Linked DNA regions of Mus musculus: region 1 is linked to region 2. Evidence: chromatin loops called from intact Hi-C (ENCODE). Cell type or tissue: left cerebral cortex. All regions are shown on one strand. Links, peaks and the distances in the headings refer to the core of each region. The heading gives the core; the rest is flanking DNA. Region 1 has its middle 360 kb from the start of Zfat. Region 2 has its middle 270 kb from the start of Zfat.

Region 1 (11,278 bases), core at 2,266-10,265, 84 kb after region 2:
CTGAACCAGCACCATTTGTTAAAAGTGCTGTCTTTTTTCCACTGGATGGTTTTAGCTCCTTTGTCAAAGTTCAACTGACCATATGTGTGTGGGTTCATTTTTGGGTCTTCAATTCTACTCCATTGATCTTCCTGCCTGTCTCAGGTGTCTCCAATAGAGGAGGTAGAAAAAAGACTGAAGGAGATTGAAGGGGTTTGCAACCCCATAGGAAGAACAACAATATCAACCAACCAGACACCCTACCCCCACCCCAGAACTCCTAGGGACTAAGCCATTAACAAAGGAGATTACATGACTCCAGCTGCATATGTAGTAAAGGTTGGCCTTGTCATGCATCAATGGGAGGAGAGGTCCTTGGTCCTATAATGGCTCAATGGATGCCCCAGTGTAGGGGAATCAAGGGCAGGGCGGTAGAAGTGGTAGGTGGGTAGAGGAATACCCTCCTAGAAGCAGGGGGGGGGGATGTGATAGGATATTTCCGGGAGGGAGGGAAACTGGGAAAGGGAATAACATTTGAAATATAAATAAAGAAAATACCCAATAAAAAAATAAGAGAAAAGGTAAGAAAAGAAAAGAAATTCAACACTGAAATGGTCCCAGTTTTCTCTTCTGGGGCCCCAGAGACAGAGTTTTTCATTGTTTGTTTTGTTTTGTTTTGTTTTGTTTTGTTTTGTTTTGTCTTTTCCCATTACTGTCTTAGAACTCATCCTAGGTTTATGCAACACCGGTTTGCTTCAGTTCTTCCTGGGAGGGGCCATACTAACAATGACTCAATACATTCAAGGTTACATAAATCAACACACATCTACCCAGCACCCTGTCTCTATTCTAAATGGGCCCACAGAACCCCATGACACAAGAGAACCTTAAAATTTCCTGTCACAAGGCAGATGCCCAAATAGTTCAAGGGAACTCCAGATTTACTCAAAGGAGCTTCCAATTTGACAAGACCTGTCCTACTGATAGCCTTATTTCTAGGTTATGGATTTAGACCCTCTTTAAAACACTTTAAAAATACTCTAGGAAGTTAAATCACATATTCTCCTAGGGCTAGAAGGACGCTGTCTACATATGTCACAGCAGGGAAAAGACAAACTGAGACAAAGGAGACCTCTAACCATGGCTCCCTGAAGCCTCTAATTTTAGGAATAGCAGAGCCTACCTCCCTATTTCTGCAGTCCATGAGTGAGTTATAGTCATGTTGCCAATCCCTTTTTCAGCTCTCCAAACTGCCACCATGGCCATTTTGTTTTTCTATTTTTGATAATACTCCAATAATGTATAATGGAAAAACTTGGAAAGAGAAAGGTGGTCACAAAATGGCAACTGTGCCAAGGGTTCAGAAGAGTCCCAAGTTGCTCAAAGGAGTCAAAAGGGAAACAGGTGAGCTAAGCTGCTAGGCAGAAACTTCCTCAGGGTCAGAATTTCTAGAAAATCCCAACACAAAGTCCAAACTGGTTTTTCTGCTTCACTGATAAAGGTCAAAAGCAGCTAATGTTGTTGAAGTGGGAAGAGAAAGATGTCCCTGGAGTAAATGGCTCCAGCAGTTGCTGGGAACTTCCTGCCTTCCTCCCCACCTAGGATCAGTTCACTGTGGCTGGAAGACACCCTTAAATATGCCTGATTGATTCCATTTGTGATTAGCATGTTGTTATTGAACACGTTTATAACTTGTATCTGAATTTATGTAAGGCTACCGGTCCTCAATAAGCCAAAAATAAAATGTAAATCAGAAAGAGGGGTTTGATGCGAAGTTGTCACATTGGAAATAGGGAAAAGAAATCCTGAAGACCCCTTATGTCTTAGGATTTTATTATTTTTAAGTGTCTTTAAAGACTGAGCCAAGTATAGACAAAAACCAGCCTCCACTTCTCACAGGGATATCTCTCCATATTATAGACCACAGTGGGAGGGAAGAAAGGACTCTTAAATACTCCAAAATTCAGGTGATATGGTATCTTATCTTTTTGGAGAAGCTGGAAGATGCTAGAACACATACAAATAGTTAAATCCTTTGAAATGGTTTTAAAGCATTTTTGAAATAAGGTAAAATATAAATAAAAGCAAGTTGACATCTATAAGAACAGATAAACTAAAGCTAAATAGTGGCTCCTTTACAAAGAAAAATAGCTGCTTGTAAGTGGTGATAAATACCATTTTAAAATCCTGTGACATTTTCTGTACAAGGGATTTCTTTCAAATAGGCTTTGGGCAAAGTTCACCTTTTCATTTTAGGCATAATCAAGTGGTACATGTAAGCCTGCATGATTGTTTTCTGGTTACCAAAAGTATCTGTCATCTCATTTGATTCCAACAATGGAGTAAATTGTGACCATTTATCCACTGTGTCATATGTGCACGTACTCGTGGGAGGCAAAAGATTCAGGTTCAAAGAGATCTTAGTTGTAGCTTTAAGAGGCTCAGATTCTAGTTGCATCATGGATATTAATAAGACTGTAGCCAGAGAAGGGACAGGAACTGGAGAGGCAGGAGCGTGTGTATGTGTGTGCATGTGCATGCATACTTGTATCTCTCTCTCTCCCTCTCTCTCTCCCTCTCTCTCTCTCTCTCTCTCTCTCTCTCTCTCTCTCTCTCTCTGTGTGTGTGTGTGTGTGTGTGTGTGTGTGTGTGTAGGTTGGAGGAGAAAGATGCTTAGATGGAAGCATGAAGAAATATGGAAGTTTGGGAAGTAAAACATGGAGGATGAGGTTGCATATGTAGAAGTAATCGATAGGATTCCTGGAGGCAGCTATATATATGGGAGTAAGTGACAAGGTATGTATGGCTGACCACATCCTGACCAGTGGTCTTAGTAAGATATAGGAGCCAGTTTTAAGTTCTGAGATGAGTGCAGAGTGTTGAAGTTAGGTAGATGCTAGGATGGAGGTGGTAGAGTAGGTATTAGGTGATGGTGGTATCAAAGGGTGAGTGCTTACATGAAGAGGCATGGCATGAATGGAGCTTGTGTTCTGATTCTTTGTATTCTAGGCCATTTGCTTTCCTTCTTATTGCTAAGACTTCCTTTTCTCTAAGGCGATACCTCCCCCATTCAATTCAGCTGTGTCTAGAGCCTTTGTGGGTGGAGGAACTTGCCCAAGAGGAACTGTCTTGCCAAGAGGAACTGTAGATGTGCCACAGGCTGTTAAAAGGTCAAAAGCTTCTGTGGGCCTGTCACTTGGGTTTTCTCATTCTCCTGTGAGTCTGGAAGACACTCAAGGCAGCACCAGACTTCAGATTGCCTTCTAGAGGAGTCTAGAACCCATCGTAGACTTCTGCAAATCCTTGTTCCAGGGCTCCATTCATAGAGTCAGATGGATGGAATGGCAATCTCCGCTCCCTTTGATGCAAAGGTGTCTGAAAAAGGAATTCTGTGAGGGGGAAGAATACCTGCTACACGATGCCATGTGTCTGTGTCTCTGCATTCAGGTCTTTGAGTGTTTTTGAAACATAGGATCAGTTGCCAGTCTTCCTAAGTTGAAATTCTGACTTTGTTACTTAGTCTTCGCATTGAAATGGGGTATTTAATCAACCCTCAATTTTCTCATTGGTAAAATCGGGATGACACAGGGTCGGTGAATATGAAATGCTTGCAAATGCTTTGTAGGCATCAGCCAGTTACCAGGTATGAGAGCCAAGCTTTGCTCTCTACCTGCAAAAGTGCAGAGACCTGTGTTTGGATTTGTCAGTCTAAGAGCCCATTGTCCTTAAAGTCCAGAGATGTGGTTTAGAATCACCTTTTCTGTGGGTGACCTTTGTGACTTGGGATGTATTACTTAATCTCTTTAAGACTTGCAGTGTCCTTAAAAGATCATAGCCACACACACTAGAACTATCTCTCAGTTGAAAGGATTGATTGTGACAGTACCAGAGACGTGCTCAGAATGCAGCCTAGCTTAATGTGATTATGTGTGTGTGTGTGTGTGTGTGTGTGTGATTATGTCTGGTAATGCATGCTTTAAATGGCTTATTCATTCATTCACGCACTCAAGAAACATCTTTTGATCATTTGTTTTATATTTTGTTTTATCCATTGACTTTTGAGTCAGGGATAAATAAAAATTTATTTTCTCAAGTAATTCTAATCATGACCACTTAAATTCCACCACAGCCCTCTACAAGAGGGATTTATTTCTTAGTTTTTCAATATGGAAATCTAAGGCTAAGAATGGTGAAGTCTTTTAATTATAGTAGTCAGGGTCAAACTTTGGAAAACTGGAAATAGAGCCAGGATTTCAACCAAAGACTTCCGAGTGTGCCTTTTTTGATTGAAGTCAGCTTGTCTAAACCCATCAGTGTGAATGACAGTTACAAAGCTGGCTAGTGTCTGTCATCCTTGTTTTGAATTTTTGCTGAGATTCTTGCTGTAACAGTAAGAGCATGTTCTTCTTCACACACATGAGGATGCTGAGGACACAGGATGTTATAAGCACCATAGTTTACAGACCTAGAAAGAGGCAGAGCCAGGAGACAATGCAGGAATCTGTCCTGTGCTCCATGGGGCTGCCTCTATGCTGAATATCTTATCCAATGGTCACTTCTGCAATGTCACTACTCTCTCCTGACCTAGGCCCAGATCTGCTTGTTGATTCCCTGACAGTGAATTTCTTCCACAGCTAGCCTTTGAGGTTGGGAAGAAGAGTGACAGACAGGAGTTTTCTCCTCTCTCTGTATGTTCACTTTGGCCAAGCTGACTCGTGATATTCATACAGGGTGGGGAACCAGAAAGAGCTGACTCCACCAGCAGCTGCACATGGTCCCAATCAGCACCAGGGGGCCCTGGGGGGTCTTCTTTCCTTTGCCAATCTACAAACAGATTGACATGAACTTGGCTGGCATGTCCTCTCCAAGTCCGGTGGGACAAGAGATGGGGCGTCATTCTCCCAACTTCTTTTCCAGATGGTTGAATCCAAGACAGAAAATGAAATGAGCCTGAAAATATGCTGCTTGGAAGAGCCCCAGGGTTCTGGAACATCATGATGGCTGGGCAAGAACGGTTCTCTCCCACGGAGTCAGGCTCGGTGGGACAGCCAGTGAGAAGAATAGATCATGCAATGAGAATGAAATTGCTTCTGGACGCAGGGCTTCAGCTCTGTGGTTTCAACTCCCATCAGCCAGCAGCACTGCGGCTTTACTCAAGCAGCACACTGTGCCATCCACTAAGCGAGTGCAAGAAGAGTCGGCAGAGGCAAAGTCTTCCTGATGAGTCCACAGCTGCATTTGGCAAGAGCACATTAGCTTGTGGAATCGGGCCGAAGAAGAGCCTCAAAATAATAAAAGGCAAGAATTTTGTTTTGTTCTTTTCTACAAAGTGAGTATATTCTACTTATATCACAGGTGAGAATGGTTTGAAGGTTAGCCATACTGAGGACCTACTGTGTGCTTACACAGGCCTATTCAGGATCTCTTCATTCTTTTAGAAAAGATGTTGTCATCAAGTGAATACACACTCAGTTACAGAAACATCGATGTTAGGTTACCCTGACCTAAAACAGCCAATCCTTGGCTGGGGTTTAAAGAATCAGAGGCAGAGTTCTGATGATGTGGCCTTGGATTCAGCTCTCTCCATAGTCAGACTCTTTCTTAAGATATTTCAATGTCTTTATTCAATCAGTATGAAGGGTGAGTGAGCTGAAAGCAGGCTTGATGCAAAGGACAGAGCCAACTTCAGACAGTATACTTTCTCCAGCACCAAAGATCTTCCTGCTGCTTCTGAATCGCTCTCCTGACCCCTGGGGCCAGTGCTGCCATGCTCAAAGAAAACGAAACACTCAATCTTCCTAAGATTTGCATGGGCTGGAATTTCCAGGAAACACTATTTCTTCCTAGGAGCAGCTCTAAAGCTGTGGGGAATATGAGAGGACATATTAAGACCTCAGCCCTCTTCTGCCTAGGGTTGGGATGATTCTGAGGTTGGATTTTAACTGTACTCCTCAGTTTATTCTTGGGACTAAGCTCTAGTGGCTCACTTTAGCAACTGTCTTAAAAACAACTCTTTCTGGTCCCTGATCCCGTCCTGGATCATGGTCCTTATTCCCTATCAATGTACCTTGTATTGACAATAGGCAGTTTGTTCTTCAATTCATTATGTAAAGCAACACTCACCAAACTGTCATGCATGGAACGGATCCAGTCTGCTGCTTGATTTAAATAAATAAGGTGTGGTTGCTTCAGTTACTTTTCTAGTGGCTAGAAAGAAGCAACTTAAGAAAGAAAGGATTTTGATCTCATGTTCAGATCCCACAGCACACCAGAGAGGGCATGGTGTAACCGAGGGACGACCATGCGTCATCTGCAGCAGCTGCAAAGTGAGAAAGCACCTCTTTCACATCTTGGCTGATTGGGAAGCAGAAAGCATGGGATCTGGATCTAAAGCAGGGCCTGGCCATAACCCTTTAAGGCTAACCCCTGGGGTTCCGTTTCTGCTGGCCAGACCCCACACTCAAAAAGGAGCAGCACCAGCTGGAAACAGGACCAGATGTCTAAACACGGGAGCCTGCAAGCAGGGATGATGTCATATGGTGACCATGGCCATGCATGGAGGGGATACTGATGAAATCACTACAATCACTAGTTTACAATGATGATGAATGGTTAAAAAGCCTTGAGAAGAGAGAATTTGTATAAAGGAAACTGACTTTGGAGGGAGAGCTGAAACCTCTAGTCATTGCTGAAGGAGGATCCTAAGAGTATACTCACTGCCTCACATACTTCCTGTTTATTTTTGATGAAGTAATAATAATTATTCCCCAAAGCTCTGTTAAGATGTTGCGGTCCTTGTACCTCCATGGGCTTTTCTTAATCTTTAAGCTCCAGGCTCCCACTCCTGTTATGTTCCTTCCCTTTCCCAGCCTTTATAGGACACAAAGCTCTGGCTCCTTTCATTTATCAGTCTGGGAGCTTCTGGAAGACTGAGCCCAGGCCTCACTCTCTCTGCTAGCTCCTCTAAGTTGAGAGGCATACTATTTTCAGCTGGCATCTCAACCAATGCTCTTTAAATCAAATGATGTTGCAATCCACCCACTCCTGCCAGCTTTCTCTTTTGGCAACCAGTGCTGTATGCACACAGAGCCAATGAGGCTGGAGGCGATCCAACTGCCATGGCCTCTGCCTTACCCACCACTCTCCCCAAGCTAGTTGGCTTGGATGCACATGAACTTGATCCTATGACCTTGAATTCATTATCTCTGCATGCCAGCTCCCTGAGTTAGTCAATTTGAGACAGATGGATGTTCGAAGCCAGTCACTGGCATCTTCAGCAACCGTTGCCTAGAGTTTAAACTTTCTTCTAATTGATTCTGATTATCCCTGCCTTGGCCTATTCAGGGTGTGAGGCTTGAGAAAGGCTTTCTCAGTTCCCAGAGGCTTTTCCAAAGCCTGGAGAATAATCTAAACATTTAATCTAAAGATTTCCAGAAGGGCAACTTTTCATATGCACCAGGAAGTCTTCTGAAATGTGTTAAGCAATCATTCCATTCCTGCTGATGGATGAAATGCTGGCATCATTATCATAATGTTGTGCTGTATTATTTTGGCTGAAGATTATATTGGGTTTTTGACAAGAGGAGCAAAGTGGCAAATTGCAATAGACCACAAGAGAAATTAGTTATAATTCATTAGATACAGGCACCCCTTGAGAGAATAATAACAATAACAGTAATGTAGACAGCCCCCTACTAAGTTTCTCATCAGGATGTAGGACTCAGGGTGGATAATGTTCTGATTACACTGCTGGGTTGATAGATCAAATCTTGACTCCATTGATGAATGAACATCAATCATGCTGGCATATCTGATGGAGCCAAATCACCTGTCAATTTGATGGTTGCTTTGAAAAATTTATCATCCCTCCAAGAACAGTCACTCATTCCAACACCTGCACCCCAACAACCAAGGCTGTCAATGGGTTTTGAACACTTTTGTGTGTGTGTGTGTGTGTGTGTGTGTGTGTGTGTGTGTGTGTACCAGTATCCCTACTCTATGGAATTGACCATTTTCTCCTGAGGGTTCTGGCAGTGATGCCTTAGAGTTTCCTTGATACTTGAATGTGTGAATCTGGGCCAAACTCTGTGCAATTAAAGGATTAATTTGTGGAAGATTTCTTTCAAATATAAATATGAATTTTGTCTCATTTAGCTCAAGTAGAAAGACAAAGCTAGATTCTAATGTACAAGGCTTTAATTTAGAACCTATTGCTGAGAAAGAAAGAAACTTTGGTGTGATGTGTGCATATATGAATATGTGTGTGTGTGTGTATAGTGTAAGTATGTGTGAATATCCATGTGTATGCATATGTTGTATATTTATGCATATGCATTGTTGCATGTATTTGGTTTTAGTGATAAGGGTATGTCTGTTGACATACATGAACTTTTATTTTTTCTATATCTGTACCCCTGTGTGCATGTATGCACTCATACACACATATATAAATATGCTCATACAAACACATATATAAATATGCTCATACAAACACAGAACATATACATGTATATATAATTATATATACAATTATACAAATATACCAGTACATTTTCATAATTTATTCATTCATACATGCAGTATAAACATATACATGTAAATATGCCTTCACATAGTATTTACATGATACACATACATGATAGTATTTACATGATACACATACATGATAAGCATATATTTGTCTACTTACACAAGTATACATGTTCACATAAACAAGTATACAGATGTGTAAACACTTTTAGATATCATACACATATGTGAGTCAAACATATCACAAAATCATGCCTATGATGCACATAACACGCTCATCTTTTCCTACATACACAAATGTTCACCCATGCATCTGCACAGATATGCATATACATACACATAATATATGCTCACACACACCAGTGTACAGAGAGAGAGAGAGAGAGAGAGAGAGAGAGAGAGAGAGAGAGAGAATGCATGCATTACTCTGTCTGGACATGATTTTCTTTCCTGTGATATTTATACTCTTCTCCCCATTCACAGCACTGTACCCAGATAACTGTTTCTTTCCTCCGTGGTGAGGCTACTCAGGAGATTCTGGTCTCAATGAGTTTCTATTTTTCCAAGCTAGTTGGGTGGGGGGGATTTATTTCTCTCCCAGGGTCTTTTGGCCTCCTGATTTCCACTATCAGTTTATTGCACCCTTCAGCATGTCTGGACTGCCTATGAGTCTTTTCTCTATCAATACCTTGCACGATCCTATTCCTAAGCATATCTGCTACCCTGGAGGGAGGGAGAAGTCAGTACACTCAAAAGCCTGTTTTATATTTTCAGCTGCATTTGGTACCAGTCCTCAGATGGTCTATTAACATTTCCAAGCTTGTCAGAGCATTTCTAGCTCAACAAAGGAGGAAGTACATGGTTTTTAAAAATAAGGAAAAATTGAATCTGGGTGTGCCAACCCATCTTCCCAGTGCTGTCTTGTCTAACAACTCCAGGCCTGCCTTCTCTACTGATCAGCTGCCTGCTCCAACCAGTGTTTCCTTCTTTTCCAGACTTTGAGTTCTTTATCTACAAAAATGATCAGGTTCAATTGCTAACAGTTCTCTGAGTTCTATCAAGCTTTTGGTGATCTTCAATTACCTGCATTAAAGTCAAAAGTTAGGATTTCAAAGAGCAGTTGTAGGCTTGCCTCATATCCCTTTATTGAAAACAATCATGTGGTCCTGATGGAGGAGGGAAAGAGTAAAGATTTTCTTTGGAGAACTTCTTACTTGAGCACTGTTCCTATATTATCTCCCAACTCCTTCCATGTCCCTCCACTTCATGAACTCTTTACAGTTATTGTGTGTGTGTGTGTGTGTGTGTGTGTGTGCATATGCACATGCACAAATGTGCAAACATGTAGGCACTCATGTTTTCATTTTATGTGCATGAGGATTTTTGTCTACATGCGTGACTATATATGCATGTCTGATGCTCACTGAGGTCAGAAGAAGGGCAACAGATCTGGAATTGAAGTGACAGCTCATTTTTAATTTGAAATACGATGCTGGGAATTGAACCCATGTCTGCAGGAAGAGAAATAAGTGCTCTTAACTGCTGCTTATCTCTAGTGCCCTCTACCCTGGTGTACAAGCTCAGAGAAACATTGGCAATTGAACCTGGATATTTTGAAGCCGGCTGAGCAGCATCTTAATTGCGGTTGTGCCACTTTTCAAGTGTGAAATCTTGGGTAAGGTGCCTAGCATTTCTGGACTAGGGAAAATAGAAACACCTTCTCAGACTGAGCAAAGTGGGAATGCTGTGAAGTTCATTACAGCTCACTTCAGTGTAGAAACTACCCTACACATGGGTCAGTAACATTGAGAGAGAGAGAGAGAGAGAGGCAGAGACACAGAGGGAATATGAGAGGATTTATATCTCTTGGCAGCAGCAGGAAATCTTAGTTGCTTTCTAATTTCCTTTAATAAGTCACTATAAACTTTACATTTTCCATTATCTAAAATTTGAAAAGTGATGTCTTTTAAGCATGTTCCAAGTCTTCTGATATTGTATGTTTGCTGCCTTCAATGGTTAACAGCACTGGCTGCTCTTCTGGAGGACCAAGATTCAATTTCTAGCACCCACATGTTGGCATATGTCTATAACTTCAGTTTCAGGGACTCCAATGCCCTCTTCTGGCATTTGTGTGTACCCAGTATCCAAGTAGTGCTCAGACACACATACAGTCAAAATACACACACACACACCCACACACACACACACACACACACACACACACACACACACACACCCACACACACACACACAAATCTCCATCTTCTTCTGTTTTTTAGTAAATTATTTCTGAATAAACTTACCCTTTACCTCTACTACCTCCATGCTTGGCTCCTAAGACTAAGGATATAATCTTATGTTGACTCAATATTATTGCAAAATTCTAGAACTGTAGGAAAAATAAAATGTCTTCTCTGAAGTTTATATCCATTCTTTGCTAATTATTATAATAATGGCACAGAAAATGTGCTCTTTCAATCTTGTTCCCAGTCCATGAGCTTGCTTGCAACGATGGTTGAGCCTCCTCAGTCCTCTTTAGCATGCCCATCATGACAGTGTTAGATTAGATTTTTCCAGAGCAGCTATCAAGCCAGGAATCTGAATGCAAATAGATATTTGAAATATGATTCAAGGGAACATGATTAGGAGTGGGCAGAGGGAGCAGGAAAAGGGAAGAAAGAGAACATATAAGCATGTTACCAAGCAATTAGCCGATACAGCAAGATTCAAGTGACAACAACAACAATGCAAATTCTAGGAACTCTAGGAG
Region 2 (11,278 bases), core at 2,217-10,216:
AATATGAGGCTTTTTGTATCTGGCTTATTTCACTTAATGTCATGAAAATGAACCTCATCTGGTGCTGTGGCATGCATCATTATTGCATTTTAAAGTTGTTTTCTTATTAATTTATTTCTTATGTGTGTATACACATGCATGTCTCGATGTGTATGGATGTGGAGTTTGGAAGACTGGTTGCAGGAAGGAGACAGCTTTTGTTCTTCCATCATGCGGGTTCTGGGGACTTGTCAGGTCTGGTGTCATCTGTTTTTACTCAATGAGCCATCTCAATTCCTTATTGCTAAATCCTATTCACTTTAGTGAATACATTACACTTCAGTGATCTATCCCACAATTAATAGACACATAGCTTACTTGAAACTTTTTCTATTTGAACAAGACTGCAGTGAATATTCACATGCTATTCAACATTTTCCTTGCCCTTGAATAGAGAACTAAGAGTAGATCAGTGGCTCCTCTCAGGTCCGTGTCTAACATTCTAGAAACTGCTGGAATGTTTTCCAAAGTGTTTGCACAACGTCCTTATCACTGGTGATGTGCTATTACCCATGTTTCTACGTCTTCAGAATTCAGCTTTAATCCTTTTCCTGTATTATACTTACTCTCTGTGGGAATGTATTTTGCTGTGGTTTTGTTCATATCCCTATATTAGCACCTGCAATGTATAAATTAGCCATTTCATAACTGATGACACTTCTATGCATAATTTTCCCATCCTTTGATTGTTTTGTGTTATAGGATATATGTCGTTTTTGAAAATTATGGGTATGAGTCCTTTCTTGAGTATGAATTTTGCAAATATTTTCTACCAGTCAATTGTTTTATATGCTTATTTACTTACAACAGTCATTTGAAATTAAAATATTTGTCAGGTAGGCATATTTATTTTTAGTCCCAGCACTTGGGAGACAGATGCAGGGAGATCTCTTTGAGTCCTAGACCAGTCTTGTCTGTATAGTGAGTTTCAGGATAGCCAAGGCGACATAGTGAGAACTTGTCTCAAAGCTATATATATATATATATATATATATATATATATATATATGTATATGTATATGTATATGTATATATGTATATATGCGTATGCGTATGCGTATGCGTATGCGTATGCGTATGCGTATGCGTATGCGTATGCGTATGCGTATGCGTATGCGTATATGTATATGTATATGTATATGTATATGTATACACACACACACACACATACATACATACACACACACACACACACACACACACACACGTGTGTCTATACCTCACAGTTTAGGGATAATGGGCATGCACTGTCACACCTGGGTTTTTACCTGGGTGCTAGGAATCTGAACTCAGGTACTCATGCTTAAGCAACAAGTATTTTAACCACTGAGCTATCTCTGTAGAACTGTCCTATGCTGCTTTTAGAAGTTGATCTCATTCAAGCTTCTGAATCATTTTGAGTCATATTTGGATATGAGTGTGAAAAGTCTAAGCTCATTTTTATCCATAAGATATCTAATTATCCCGGATTACCTATTACTCAGTGACTGTAAATGGCAGTTTTTTTTTTTCCAAAACCAGTTGACTGTAAATATGAAGATTTATTTCCAGACTTGTCAGTCTCTCCCACCCACCCCCAGTCTCACACCATTGACATAACTAGCTTTACAGTAAGTTCTGACAGAGATGAGAGTTGTCCAACTTTGTTCTTTTTCGAAATTGTGTCCGTGATTCTGGGCGTTGTGTTAATGAGCAGATTTCTTTTTTCTGTTTTCAAGACTTTGTCTCCTGTCATCTTGGCTGCAGGAGCTGATGCAGGGGCTATGGAAGGATGTTACTTACTGGATGTGTGTGGATGTGGCTCTCTTTGAATTTACCTTGTTTAGAATTAGTCAAACTTCTCAAATGTGATGCTAAAGGTTTTTCGTCGGGTTTTAGGCATGCCTATCATTGTTTCAAGGTTCTTTTGCCCCTCTCTTTTGCCTCTCTTTCGGGAATATCAGTTATGCTTATCTTGATATGTTCATGCTCGTCCTCAGACTTCTCAGCCTCCTTTCCCATTTCTCCATTCTCTTTTTCCTTCTTGTTCAAACTGCAGAGTCCCAGTCCACTACTCACGGGCTCCCCTGACTGCTTTCGGCAATTTCAGTGAGGTAAAAGGTCTGTTCAAACTGAGGGATTTGCATTAGCTCAAGTAAAGACAAATCTTGTGAGTCAGGATATACAGGGACCTGCCAAGCATGTCCAATAACAAGGAACACCTGTGAATGGAGCCTTTAGGAAGAATAGCCCTGTCATCTGCTCTGGCTGAGGGGCTGTAACCTTTTCATGGTTTGTCTTAGTGAGAGTTTCTACTCCTGCACAAACATCATAACCAAGAAGCAAGTTGGAGAGAAAAGGATTTATTCAGCTTACACTTTCATGTTGCTGTTCATCACCAAAGGAAATCAGGACTGGAACTCAAGCAGGTCAGGAAGCAGGAGCTGATGCAGAGGCTATGGAAGGATGTTACTTACTGGCTTGCTTCCCCTAGCTTGCTCTCTTATAGAACCCAGGACTACCAGCCCAGGGATGGCAGCACTCACAATGGGCCCTCCTACCCTTGATCACTAGTTGAGAAAATGCTTTACAGCTGGATCTCATGGAGGCATTTCCTCAAGGGAGGCCCCCTTCTCTGTGATAATTCCAGCTTGTGCCAAGTTGACACACAAAACCAGCCAGTACATGGTTCTACATGATTGATTTTAAACATGACTACAGAGCTGCACAGAGGATGAGGTACAAAATTATGGTACAAAACCCTTATACTGAGGCACATTGTGTTTGAATAAATGCTCCTTAGCCTTTCATTCTCCATGAATTTAATTTGAATGGTCTTTAAATATTTGAGGGATCCCCTCCACCCCAACATACCCAGTGTTTTGGTTGCTTGATACAGAAATTGCTTTAGGAAGACCTTACTTGGCTATGTCTGCAGATGACTGTTAATGGGTGACTGGGTAATATTTCAATGAAGCAAAAGATGAAATTGAGAATGATTTGCATCTTAAAATGGAGAGTATTCTAATTTATAAATATGCTTTGCTCTATTATTTATTTAAATTTAGATATCTTTGGTCATGGTTTGTAAAGACTCTATGGAGGTTTTGCATATATAAAAATGCGTTTCTAAATACTTGATGTTTTAATGCCTTTGGAAAGAGTATTTTTTATTTCATTTCTATTCTAACATAAGATATATAGAAAAGCATTGGACTTTAGTATAGAGTCCTTGTGTCTGTCTCCTTCCCCAGGTCTATGAGTTCTAATAGTTAATTACTCGATGTTTTAGACTTTCTGAGTATTCAACATTGTAATGGAGCAATAACTATATGTTTATATTTATTGTTTTAATTCTTATTTTTCCTTGCTAGATTAGATTGGCTTGGAGCTTGACAGTGTTGAACGGAAGTAATTAAGGTGAGATTCCTTGCCATATTGTCAATCTAAGAGAAATCAATTTCAATGTTTTCCCATTAAATATTTTTGGACTTTAAAATACCACACCATTAAGATTAAGGAAGTTTATTCCCACCTGATTCATGTAATGTTGAAGACTTGTGCTGATATGAAATGTTATGAGTATTTTTTCTATATGCACTGGGATGCCAGTAATTCATTTTGTCTTTTTTATTATTATAGGGAATTACATTAATTGGTTTTCAAAAGCTGAATTCCTGGAACACATCTACCTTATACTTGATTTACGGGACTTTCACATAGTATTGATTTATTTGCTTAGGTTTCATATATCATTTTTTTTATATATTTTGATATGCCTTTGGCCTGAAAATTACCTGAATGCTTCCTACTTCTGAAAAAAAAAGTTTTCTCTGGAAGACCAGGAAGTGCTCTTAACCACTGAGCCATCTCTCCAGCCCTCTGTTATCTAATATAGAGTCTCACGCAGCTTGGGCTGGCCTCTGACTACTTTGTCCTTGAGGCTGGTCTTAACTCTTAATCCTCTTGTCTCTATTTCTCGGCGTGTCCCATATTGTCTCACCAGCAGTTTAATTATCAATACTTACTCATATGCCTTTTATTCTAACCTCATTACAAAACTACCCTCTGCTCTTTATACTTCCCTCTCAGTAGAAAGAAATGCATTGATGTAGCCCATCCCTGAATTTGCTATGTAAGAAGCCTACAAATGAGCTGGGAACTACAATTGGTGATTTTCCTAAATCTCAAATACCCTCGTTTCAGACTTCAAGATCTGTTTCAACGATTTCCATTGCTAATTAGACTATGGGAAAATGCTTCAAAATACAAGATGGAGAAGACCCAGAAAGGATTAGAATCCTCTCGATGTGCTATTTAAAAGGTAACAAAAAAACCAAAGACATACCTTAGAAGGCATACAGTGAAATATGAGAAATATTTGTTATTTCACCCTAGAAGCTATCTGGGTAAAAATTCAAAATTGTAAGCAAATAAATATAACGCAGAAGAAACTTTAAAATAGGCTCTGTGACATTTTAAAATCATATCTTATGTTGACTGAACAGCTTTAGGTAAAGGAAGCCTTGTCTTTTCTTTCTGCATAATTTTCTGTCTGGCCTTAGCCAAAAATATGAGTTTTGGGGCCAATGAGTTGAGCGTAGACTCCAGAATGGAGACAAATCTCAGCTTTGAGCCATGGGTGGACCTACCACCTATTGTTAGTTCTTGTTTTGGCACAGGCACTAGGGAGAATATCATCTTGGAATGAGGCTGGGTATGTTTCAAGACCTAGAAGAATGTCTGTGTTTCAGGCATTCAGAGGATGACCCGTGGAGGAACTGGGGTTGGAGATATGGAATTGGGTGATTGGCTGGACTTCGTCTCTGGGTTTATGTGTGCAGAGCCCAGAAATGAAGAGATATTCCTTCAGACTTAGATCTGTCTGTACATATAGGGAGAGATATGAGAATGACATGAGCAAGAAGAATGGGGAGAGGGTGAAGGACATGAAATGGGGATGGGGAGAGGAAAGGTGAGAGGAAGGAGGAGGGGAGGGGGAGAGAAGGGTATATGGGAAGAGAAAGCAGAGAGGGGAGAAAAGAGGGGAAGGCAGGAAAAGCAAGAGAAGAGGCGGAATAATGGGGAAGGGGAGAATGCAAAGAAGTTAAAAAAAGGAAGAACAGAGGGGGAACAATTAAATCTATACTTAGAAGACAAAAAGTTAAACGGATGGAATCTGGTGTGGTGGATCACTCCTGGAATTTCAACACTCCCAGAGGTTGAGGCAGAAGGATCGCTATAATTTCAAGGCCAAGTCTGGCCTATGCAGGGAGTTTCAGGATAGCAAGGGCCACAAGTTTAAAACCCTGTCTGAAAAACCAAAAGGATGAAGCTATCATTTAGGAGCAAGCTGATCCAGAGTAAGACAGATGAAGGGGAAGCTGAGGCATGCTGGGCTTCTCTTCCTGACTGATTTCTCTGAGAGCAGAAAGGCACTGGGATGCCCGAACATCTTGCTGTGAACATGTCATTTGCTGTGTCTTATTCCCATTCCCTCTGTATATCGCAGACAGGTGTGCCTCATGGATGTTGGAGCCCATTGCCACCAGGCAGGGATCCTTTCCCAGTGACAGTTCCAGCTCTGAAAGATCCATCACAACTCGTGCTGGCCTCAGCTCAGATTTGCTGCCTTCAAAGTGTCCCCAGCTGTGCTCTGCCTTTGAATGTGCCCCCGACAGCTCTCTCTGTGGAGAACAGAAGGCAACTGCTTGCCTCAGGAGGGAGAATTTAACTGGCCGAACTTGATACATGCCCTCGCACTGCCATGATCTCTGTTAGAGGTGCCCACGTGCAGTGAGCAATTGTAAGGCCAGATCTGCTGTGCCGGTGCCTCTGTGCCCTGGCGAGCATTCTTACTGCCTTGGCATTCTAACATAAATGTCTTCTCGAACAAGGTATCAGTCTCAGCAAGGAAAACTTAAGGATGCGTCTTCAGCTGATAGGGCAAAACTCAAAAATTGTTCTACACAACATCTGGACAGTATTTACTCCCATCCTTTATAGGAAGGAAATACATTAGAGCAATTAAGAGCCGGGAGTGTGAATTCAGATCTGTCTGGAGTTCTGGTTTCATTATTTACTTTAATAACTCTTTTCACCTTTCCAAGTCTCACTTTCCCTTTTGGGCAATGGGCACAGCAGTGCCCATATAGAATAGTATGAGAAAGAGAAAATAATGCTTTGAAAGTCCTTATATAAGGCAGAGGTCACCTGGAACTCTTTTTAAATGCTGTTTCATATGGGTGAGCCCTCTCAGTGTCCTGCTTGACAGATAAACAGCAAAACTCTAGGGGGCGCTGTCACACTGACTGGGTCAGTGCAGATAGAGCCTGAGGGTTAACTTGCCTTCTGTTGACCATAAGCCTTGTCTACCCACTTGAGGACCACCTGCTGTCTCCATATATGGGGCAGGCAGGATTTGTGAATCTCCTCTCCTGATCTTTAGTTTGCTCCAGCCTTAGGCCTGATCTCTGATGTTTCTATTGGCCCTTTACGCTCTGCCACTTAAACAGGCCATCTTCTGTTCCTTCTAAGGAAACACTGCTGACTTTGCTACTCCAGTCACAGTGTCAAAAGCCACAGCAACAAACCAAACCAAACCAAACCAAACAACAACAACATGGAAACAGGCCAGCCATAAAGCTTCAGCAAGCACAAAGGAAAGGTCTCATTTGTTAATAAAAGTCAGTTATTTTGTACTTTGGTCCAACTAATTACAGTTTCACTGGGGAGCCCCTCACTAACAGGATTGGTAATGCCTTTCAATTATCCCCTTGGGAAATACAGGTTCTAGTGGGAGAAAATGGCTTCTTTATAATGGTCTGAGTAAGTCCAAGATCAAGGCCAAAGCCACCACATTGTTAGGAAATAAGATACTTGAAGAAACACACTGTTGAATGGAGGGTAGGTGATGAGTTGTGTATCCCAGCCCTTCCAACAAATAGATGCCAATTCTCAAGGTTACATCCTTCTGGCTAAGAATGGAGCTTGTGAACATGAGATAGTACATCCATGAAGAAATTCTTCTGTGTTGTATTTACTCAGTTGCCATGGACACAGGGGTTTCAGGAAGTGAAGCCCTACGTATAGGGCATTGTCCATCTGCCATTGGACCCCTCATAGGTATATGATGACACAGCTTGCTAGTCCATCATGTTTAATCATATTTCAAGGATCTGGGGAGTGGCTGTGTCTAGGTCTCAGTGTTAAGAATGGTTGAACCTCAGGTTGCATCAGCGTTTCATGCACATGATTTTGTTGTGGTCTTGCTGTGGACTGGGAATTGGGCTAGCTCATGTGGGCACAGGAGTAAGTACTGTGAAAGGCATAGGCTCAGTCCTCTGTGGAGCTTCTGGACTATGACAAATAAGGATATTGAGACATTAATTATGGACATTATAGCATAGAGCACATATCACATTTTGATTCAGTTTCCAGATATCTCAGATCCAAATTTGTGGCAAGTGTGTAAGCCATTGGTGATTGCATGTTTAGCTGTATTATTGACTCAGTTTCATAGTCCCACCCTGTTTTGACTTTTTTTCCTTTCATTTTCATTTCTAAATTAAGCCATCTTGTAAGCTGTCTTAAATCTTTCCTGGCACAAAACAAGCTCTGCATTTAAAAATAAATACATAGAAACTCAGCGAGAACCATTCAGCAGCTTTTGTTCCCTTGGATGGATAAATGAGGACAGGATGCCATCCTTCCACTGCTGAACGCTCCGCCCTGCTCTGTTGGATAGTGGCTGCAAGCTAGTCTTGGAAACAGAAAATAAATTTGTGCTGTTCCTTATGTTTGAGGTGAACAGTGGTTCTGTAGGTGTTAATCTTGTCAACTTGTCAACAGTGGTTCTGTAGGTGTTAATCTTGTCAACTTGATGGGATATAGAATCACCATAGAACCAGGCTTCTAAGCATGTCTGTGAGAGAGTAACTAGATTAGGGTAATTGAGGGGGAAAGTACCACCCCAATGAGTGGGGGTCCTGGACTGCATCAAAAGTAGAAAGGGAGCTAGCTAAAGCACTAGTTTCTGTCTTTGCATGCTGACTCTGGATAGCATGCATCTTAGGACTACTCTTGCTGTTATGAAGTACCGTGACCAAAACAACTTGGCGGGGGGAGAAAGGGTTTATTTGGATTCTGCTTCCATTTCACAGTTCATCCTTTAAGAAAGTCAGGAAAGCAATGGAAATGGGGCAGGAACCTTAAGGCAGAAGCTGATGCAGCAGTCATGGAGAGGTGCTGCTTATTGGCTTGCTTCTCATGGCTTGCCCAGCCTGCTTTCTTACAGTCCCCAGGACCACAGGCCCAAGAGTGGCTCCACCCACAATGGGTTGGGCCCTACCCATCCTCACCCAAGAAAATGCTATACAGACTTGCCTACGGCCCAATTTTATGGGAGCATTTTCTCAATTGAGGGTCCTTCCTCTCTGACGATTCTAGCTTGTATCAAGTTGACATAAAACTAGCCAGTGTACCACATGACCAGTCATGTCATGCCCCAGCCACCATATAACTTCCCCATTGTCACCATGGTAAACTATACTCTAAGAATGGTGAATTAAATAAACCTCTCCTTGAGATGCTTCTTGTCAGGATGTGGTTACAGCAGCCAGAAATGTAACTCACCCAGAAGACACTCATTGGCTGTTCCCTATGCAAGAAGACACTGTATGCAAGAAGACACTGTATGCAAGAAGACACTGTATGCAAGAAGACACTGTATGCAAGAAGACACTGTATGCAAGAAGACACTGTATGCAAGAAGACACTGTATGCAAGAAGACACTGTATGCAAGAAGACACTGTAATCCAAGTGTTGTCTTACCCTTTTCTTCCTTTATCAGAAAATTCACTCCTTCAGTATCTGTATCATGGTGATGCTAATACATGGCTATAACATAGGAACCTGAAAACCTGCAATGGCCCTGGTATACCAGGAGCTTATCTTTTGCCTGTGTGGCAGTGAAGCACAGTTGTTCCTCCAAATTTTCTGGGGGTTGCCTTCCTTGATATAGAAACTTGGGATGCAGACGCTGCCTTCTCCTAAGGTCTTGCCACACTTAGCATCCAACATGTGAGCAGAGGAAGGTATACAAACATGGCCTCTTCTTCTAAGCCTTCGTTTAGGCATGAATATATTTCTTCTGCATCTACATTTTTGCTGAGAACTAGTTTCATGGTCATGCAATGTAAATAAAGGCTCAAGACCTTACTTGATAAAGTAGGGCCACCATGAAAAGCCACTTTGCAGGGACAATGCTCAACCACATGAAAATGGGTACATTCTGGTATGGAGACAGCCTTCTCTGCTGTCTCCATTTAAGAGTATAAGGTGTCCATTCTATATTTTAGAAAAAGAATTAAAGTGAGCCTGGAAATTGCAAACCAGAGAGAGGAAGCCCTTAAAGTGAGCTAGTCTCTGAAGCTAAACACTACAAATCAAGTTCAGATGACATGGAATTGCCTTGTCTGGGCCACAGCGAGGTTATATCGTATTGCTTAGGCTATAGCTGAATAAAATGAATAGCACGCACATGTGTGCCACACACTGTCTTGCTTATGATGGCATGCCTTTATGCGTCAGTTTGTTCTGCCTTGATGATGAGGCTGTCACACTGCCTCCACCTGCATTCCAGTTCCAAACCTCTTTCCAGATTTAGCTGTCCTTGTGCCCTGTCTTGCACTGGAACAGATCTCACACCCGTCTCTGGCTACACCTCATGGATTCTTTCTCTCCAGTGCCTTAGTGTTTCTTCTCTTCAGGTGGAGCTCCTGCTCTGTCACCTCTTAAGAAAGTATCTCTGATGGTCCCAGGAAGAATATATTATCCCACCTGTTACTCATCCAGAAATGTGACTTCATGGTCTACTCCTCTGTTGCCCCTAACTGCTCATAAACTTCATGGTGCAAGGGACAGTTCTCATTGAAAATCATTTGGACGGCCCTTCACAAACACCATCTGCTTCCCATTTAGGGATGAATGCATTGAGCATTGCTGGTCAGCTCAGCTGTTTATTTTGTAGGGCATAAATTGGTCATCTGTGGCTTGATGGACCAGCTGCTAGCAAAAAGGACCCTCCTCTGTCACTTATTAGACACTGGTCGGGGGTGCTGGTGGACACAGCCCTTATGTTCCAGTTCAGTGTTCCTCATGGTGTACTGCACTTAGGAATCATGAGAGGATCTTGTTAAAATGTAGACTCTGATTTTGAGCTTCTGAGTTGGAAGCCATGACTGCGCATTTTCAATGAGCCCCCAGGTGCTGTGGACCACATGGCCCACAGCAAAGACCTCATGCTTTGTGAAGAGTATGCTTCAACACACAAATTGATCTTTGTGTGTGATGCACACTTACTCTACTGATAGGTTATAATCACAGCTGCTTTTATTGGAAATGTTTGCATTAAAGAGGGGGAATTCAGTCCATCTGGTTTTTGTTTCATTATCCTTCAACAGTCTAGTGAGAATAACAATAGTCCCAATAATGGCACAATTTATTAATAATTTAGTATCAGCTAGAATGTGTTAGCTCTTCCTATCCTGCCAGTAGCACTATGGTTACTATTCCCATTTTACACAGAATGAGCCTGCATTTATGATGCTGAAGATCATTTCTAGAAAATGCAATAGGGAGTACAAGAACTGAGCTTTGAACATATCTATGTGATTTGAAATATTGGAGTATTTACTCCCTCCTGCCTCAGTTGTTCCTCTTCTCTTGTTCCTTTGATTTATTCCATTCCATATGTTCTCTCTCTCTGTGTGTTCCTCTTCCTCTCTCAAACACACATACACACACACACACACACACACACACACACACACACACACACTACCCTCACCTCAACCCCACTCCAGTAAACACAGCCTTAGACAGATGTTTGGGAAGTTTCCACCAGATGTCTTGTGTCAAGGTAGAATAAATATCTGTGTAGATATTTTTCTTCACCAGATGCCATGCTAACTCTCTCTCTCTCTCTCTCTCTCTCTCTCTCTCTCTCTCTCTCTCCCTGCATAATTTGATTGCAAACTGTAATCATCTCCTGCAGACTTCATAGACCTTCTTGACTTTTTCTCATCAAGGCTGAGAAATTTTTGAGAAACCCATTGGCCATGTTACCCAGAGCAATTGCCTTCTAGGCTGGCCACCCCATCCTTGAATGTCCGCATGCTCTAAATCACACTTGGAGTACCTATTTCTCTGCAAATGTTCCCTAACTGGTAGGTGTCATTCAACATTAAACATCTCTCC

What was found. Peaks named below come from ENCODE experiments on the same cell type or tissue, not always from the same donor. Only the 100,000 strongest peaks of a DNase experiment are listed, where the experiment ranks them.
Region 1: a loop joins it to region 2, with 4 times the contacts of the local background. A loop is called at or near these places in 2 of 42 quality-filtered maps.

The regions. Positions count from the first base shown.
Region 1 is chr15:67,895,009-67,906,286 of GRCm38, reverse strand. No RefSeq gene overlaps it. Among named protein-coding and RNA genes, the nearest start is that of Zfat, 360 kb to the left of the region's middle. In left cerebral cortex, for the core only: no CTCF peak of the experiment used is centred there; DNase peaks (open chromatin) are centred at 4,990, 6,144, 6,436, 6,993 and 1 more place; H3K27ac peaks cover 1,243 bases.
Region 2 is chr15:67,978,487-67,989,764 of GRCm38, reverse strand. No RefSeq gene overlaps it. Among named protein-coding and RNA genes, the nearest start is that of Zfat, 270 kb to the left of the region's middle. In left cerebral cortex, for the core only: a CTCF peak has its summit at 6,312 (motif pointing right); a DNase peak (open chromatin) is centred at 7,703; H3K27ac peaks cover 260 bases.